Regions from separate parts of the Homo sapiens genome. Here region 2 is linked to region 1. The links are chromatin loops, found by intact Hi-C in ENCODE. Cell type or tissue: left ventricle myocardium inferior. All regions are shown on one strand. Each heading gives the region's core, and the rest is flanking DNA. Links, peaks and the distances in the headings are about the cores only. Region 1 has its middle 9.5 kb from the start of DUSP6. Region 2 has its middle 110 kb from the start of DUSP6.

Region 1 (2,918 bases), core at 298-2,797:
AGTATCTATTCTTTCAACTTAATCTCTCTGACTCTGTTTCCACATTTGTTAAATGGATTCAATGAGTGGATTTCAAATATGTTTAGGCACAAGTCCCACATGAGTCTCCTAGAACTCCATGTAGGGTTATACAGGTTGGGCATGGCCATTTGTATCATTATCTTTCTGACTGATACCCTGTAGAGCTGTGCAGTGTACATCCTGCCTCCAAATGTAGCCTGGTCCTTCCCTGAGGAACAAAGTTTGAAAAGCATTGTACTGATATTTTTAATGCATATACTCAATAGAGGACTAGTATTTAGAGTGTCCAAGCACCTCTGATATCAATACAAAAAAATAGAAGTAACACAACTGAAACTTGACAACAGATTTGAACAGGCTCTTCACAAAATAAAATATCTTATGGCCAATGAACACAAGAAAAGGATCCAACCTCATTAGGAATCAGAATAATGGAAATTAGAATCAAAATAAACTACCATTTCACATCTACTAGATAGGTGAAAACTAAAAAGTGTAAACAAAACAAGTGTTTATAAAAAATTTGGGAGAGTATGAAAAGTTAAATATCATTAGTGGGAATATAAGTTGGAATATCCACTTCAAAAACGATTTTAATTGTCTGAAATTGAGGTTCTACACAAACTATGCTTATTCCACTCCTCTGCAAACCACCGGGAAACGTGTACACATGAGCATTAGAATACATGCACAAAAGTATTCTTAGCAGTATTGTTCAAAATAGTCAAAATTAGGGGGAAAAACCCAAATTCTACCAATGTAAGATTACCTACTATAATGTAATACATGAAACACTATATTTTGCATGAAAATAATGTATACCATAGCTACACTCAATAACTTGGGCGACTCAATCTCAAATATAATGTTTTCTCTGACAAAATAAAAAAATTAATATTCTTTTATAAAAACTGTTTTATTTTATGGGTCAATCTAAAAATTTTTTTGTTTCTTTGTTTGAGCTGGAGTCTCGCTCTGTCACCAGGCTGGAGTGCAGTGGCATGATCTCGGCTCACTGCAACCTCTGCCTCCCGGGTTCAAGCGATTCTCCTGCCTTAGCCTCCGGAGTAGCTGGGACTACAGGCGTGCGCCACCACGCCCAGCTAATTTTTGTATTTTTAGTAGAGACAGGGTTTCACCATGTGGGCCAGGATGGTCTCGATCTCTTGACCTCGTGATCCACCCGCCTCAGCCTCCCAAAATGCTGGAAATACAGGCGTAAGCCACCGCACCCGGCCTTTAAAGAGTGTTTTGACGGCATTACTCTACTGTTAACGTTAGAAACAGATGAAAAAAATAGGAATAAAGGAACAATTATAGCAGTTGTTGAATGTTTTCAAGATTGAACCAAGAAATTAGTATGGCTAAACACTTTCATATCTATCTCCGTGGGTACTCACTATTACTCTCACAGTCCCACATTGAAACAACATTCACGCAACCAAGATGTGGCACATTGTACTTTCCAAGAACAACTGCAACAATATTTTCCATCTCTTGTGCTTTTTCAGAATTTTTCCTCTCCTCCATTAAAAGATGGATTTTTACGTTCTTTCTCCTTAAACTTTGTATGCAGCAGAAGTGACCTCTGAGCAGGTCATAAAAATCAACATAGTTTCCACCAGCCTCTCTCTCTCTCTCTCTCTCTGGGGATTTCACCCATGGAACCCAGCCACCATACTATGTGGAAATTTAGGCCACATGGAGAACCAAAGTCCCCAGCCCCGGCCCCTGGCAGAGGTCCCAGTGGGCAGCCAAAGCCAAAACCAACTCACCAGCAAAGTGAGTGAACTATCTTAGAAATGAATCCTCTGGCCAGCAGTTGAGCTGCCCCTGACAAAACTGCGCTGATCAGAGGCCAGCCTCCCCTGCTGAGCCCTGACCAAATGCAGACTTAGGAACAAAATAAATGACTGTTATTTGAAGCCACTAAGTTTTGGGGCGCTTTGTAATGTAGCAATAAATAAATGGAACATAAGATAAAAGGGTATTCCTGCTACAATTTTTCAGAGAGCCAGGTACACCCGAAGATCCCCTGCTGCTCCTTCCGCTCTTTCTTTCCTCCTTCTGTTCGTGTTTGCAGTAGGAATTAAACTGGACCCAATGAAAAATACTTAACGTGATAAATACTTAGATTTTCCCCAAAAGTAGGAAACAGAATTCTTTAGAATTAGCAACCTTTTCCAGACTTGCTTCGTGCTTTCTCGGATGTCATTATCAAAAAGTGAATGATATTTCCTCACTTTTCCTTTGAGTGTCTGAGAGTTCATGTTTGACGGTATGGTGGTTTAACATGTTTTTATTACATCAGTGATGGCTAATAGATATGCACGCCTTCTCTAGTGGTGTTTTCCATGACAAAGTAAGAAAGTGAGTGGGTCAAATTGCATACATGTGGGCCATTAATCCTTTCCTATATAAAAAAATAAAATGTGGGATCTAAAATGTTAGTTGGAAGCAGATAGGGAAATACAAGACCTTGCCCGGTAGTTTCTTCAGGGCTCCTCTTTGATTTGGGCACTTTAGCGGTTCCATCTAGAAACGGGTCATTGCCTTCAGCCTCTGAGGGCTCCTGGGAGGTCTTTCGTTGCCTTTTATTTTTAACTTGTTTCATCGAACCAGTGCAATGCACACCAAGGCCTGGATAAATATTTGTGAGTTGTTTGAACTTTGTTCTGTGCCCTTCAATATTCTCAGGAAATCGATTTTGGACTTTAAAGAAGTTTGAAAATTCGTTCACCATAACTGGACTGATTCAGGGCCAATTGCTAAGTGAGCAGTGAGAACACGGGAGGAACAAGGGTATTTGAAAGTCTTGCAGGATCTTTCCGAAAACGATTATGGCTGTGTGAGGAACTGCATATAAATTTACACCCAAAGTAATCCTTCTGAAGCAG
Region 2 (2,918 bases), core at 241-2,740, 98 kb before region 1:
TTATTTTTCAATGTAGGCACTTACAGCTATAAACTTCCCCCTTAGTATTGCTTTTGCTATATCCCATAGATTTTGGTATGTTGGGTTCTTATTATCATTTATTTCAAGACATTTTTCAATTTCCTTCTTAATTTCTTCATTGAGCATCTCCTCCGAGCCACAGGTCACCCAGTCTACATCATTTCTCATCTGTCAATCACACCACCTCTTAGCTCTTGTGTCAGTCTCCAGGACAACCATACTTCAGCCCCATTTCCTTCTGATATGCTCTGCTTAGCCCAGTGATTCTTCTAGGCAGCTAGTTCTCCTAAATTACTACATTGCTCACAAACACTTAATGGCTCCCATTGCCACATAAAATCCAAACTCCTCTGAGTAGTCCATGAAGCCCTCTGTGATCTCATCCTCATCTCTTGCCACATGCTTATGGCATCCTAAGCTAATCACCAAATACATCATGCTGTTTCGTGTCTTCATACCTCTTATCATGCTGCTCTCTCTGCCCAGAAAAGGAACATCCTTCCTCACCTACCTTCCAAAACTGAAAACCTCTTAGTCCTCTTTCAAGAATCTGCTCAAGCCTGACCTCACCAGCTAGACTTGCCACCTTCTTCCTTTCTGCCCCCACTTTTCCTCTTTCTCTTATTTGCCATTGTATCTATCACACTGAATGGCTTTTGTTTATTTCTGCCTTAACTCCTAGACCATGAGCTCTTTGATAGTAGGAATCAAGTCGTGTTTACCTATGAGTTCTTAGTACCATGCCAAATGCCTGGCACATAGTGGGTGCTCTATAAACATTTATTATGTTGATCTTTCCTAATTCTTTTAGGGACTCTTTTGACAAGAACCTCACTTAAAACTAAATCAGCTTGAAAAGACCAATATCAAAAGATTTATTCCTGCTTTAATTGGTTAGAGTATAATTTCACATTCCAGGAACCCCTGAAATATCTTTTTTTTTCATATTTTTTTCTTAGAAAGTCATTTCATTTTGCCAGTTGGAACAAGCCTAGAAGTTTGGTGTTTTGTTTTGAAACTGAAAATTGCTTTAAGAGGCACTTTGTGCACTTGGACGTGGTTGAGAAGAGACCCACAGAGATGATTAAAGGCTGAAAAACAGACTAAGAAAACTGGAAGAGAAAGCTAAAGGCAATTTAGTAATCAACGTCAAGCATATGAAAGGTTGTTATTACCAAGGAGGGTGACAAGCCCATGCTGTTCATACCCTCTAAGGGGAGAGCAACAGGAAATGAGGCAAGTTGCAGCATAGATGACTTCGGTTAGATAAAGAGGAACTTACTTGGCAGAAAACATTGCTACAAACTGAAGGGTCCAACAGGAATGATGCTTGGTCCCTCCTTCTCCAGAGGTATGTAAACAGGAAAAGTTTCCAACTGCCTGGAATGTTCCCTGTGCAATATTGCCTAAACTAGGGAATAGAATTAACAGTTTTGAGGGACAGTCTCCAGAAAAGACATAGATTTTTGGCACCCAGGACACAGGTGACCTGACAAAGTCCTTCCAACTCCAAAAATCTTGGAGAAAGTATTTCAGAGGAACTGAATTCAACAGTCACATCTTTTCACTACACATTTACTAAGCCTCTTTTCGAAGCCACGCCAGGTTAGATACCATCCCAATTACTAAGGCATAGTTTATGCTAATAGAGGAAAGAGCTGATTACCACATATTCTTTAGAGGCCTATCAGGCATCAGCTCTCCGAATTCTGTCTCACTCATACATGTGCACACATATACAACTACAAAGCAACCGCCAAAGCTACTTGCATTTCCTCTGAGTGACACCGACCCCTAGCTGCTCTAACCTCCAAACCTTTGCATGTGGTATTTCCTCTACCTCTAATTCCCTTCCCCCACTTCCTTACTTTGTAAATCCCTTCTTGTCCCTAAAGATACTGCTCAGGCATTACCTCCTCCAAGCTGCCCTCTTGCCACAGCTACTATTCCCTTCACCCCAACTCTAGATTATGATACTCTTTCATGATCCCTGGCTGAAAGCATTAGGAACTGAATCAAAATAATCCAAAAGAGAACTTGTTGGAAGTATAATGTATCAGCAGCTCAATAGCAGATAGAGGAACAAGCTTGCAAATGCCCAAGATTTAGGGGAGTTAAAGCCAAGAACCAGAACCAATAATCCAAAAGAGAACTTGTTGGAAGTATAATGTATCAGCGGCTCAATAGCAGATAGAGGAACAAGCTTGCAAATGCCCAAGATTTAGGGGAGTTAAAACCAAGAACCAGAGGGTATAATTGTCTTATATTTGAAAGCATCAGGACTGGATGTTTCTACCTCACTTCAGTTCAGAATGCCCTGAATATACTCTCTCCATCCTAGTATCAACATCCTAAAAGAGGGTCTCATCGGCCAACCTTGGGTCTCATGACTAGTCTGAACTAGCCTGTGACTGTGCTAGGGTGGGAGAGGAAGATCACTCTTTTCAGTTTGTCTAGTGAGCATTGGTCACTAGAAATTATCATCCCACTTAAATTCACACAAAGGAGGAGAGGTGATTCCCCCCAAAAAGAAATTGTAATAAAATAGGAGAGGCAAGGTAAGCTAAGCAGCTCTCTCTTACGTTCATTACATTGTGGTATGATCCTTGGTTTTCCTGTCTGTGTTCTTAGTAAGTTCATGTGCACTCTGAAGGCAGCAATTGTATCTTTTATTTGTGTCTCATAGACTATTGGGTACAGAATCTGTGATCAATAACCTTTTACAGGTTCTTGGTCAATATTTGTTGAATGATACATGAAGGCTAAGACCATATGTATCCCTGTGTCTGCCAACTTCAAGCTCAGTGCTTTTTCTACCATACCACAAGGTTAGCAGGGATTATGTGCTCAGCCTTAATCCAGTTACCTGTTTCTTAACCTAAGGTATTTGTTGTTAT

The links. Peaks named below come from ENCODE experiments on the same cell type or tissue, not always from the same donor. Only the 100,000 strongest peaks of a DNase experiment are listed, where the experiment ranks them.
Region 2: a loop joins it to region 1, with 2.0 times the contacts of the local background. A loop is called at or near these places in 26 of 110 quality-filtered maps.

Annotation. Positions count from the first base shown.
Region 1 is chr12:89,341,563-89,344,480 of GRCh38, forward strand. No RefSeq gene overlaps it. Among named protein-coding and RNA genes, the nearest start is that of DUSP6, 9.5 kb to the right of the region's middle. In left ventricle myocardium inferior, for the core only: no CTCF peak of the experiment used is centred there; a DNase peak (open chromatin) is centred at 1,789; H3K27ac peaks cover 1,222 bases.
Region 2 is chr12:89,243,501-89,246,418 of GRCh38, forward strand. No RefSeq gene overlaps it. Among named protein-coding and RNA genes, the nearest start is that of DUSP6, 110 kb to the right of the region's middle. In left ventricle myocardium inferior, for the core only: no CTCF peak of the experiment used is centred there; no DNase peak of the experiment used is centred there.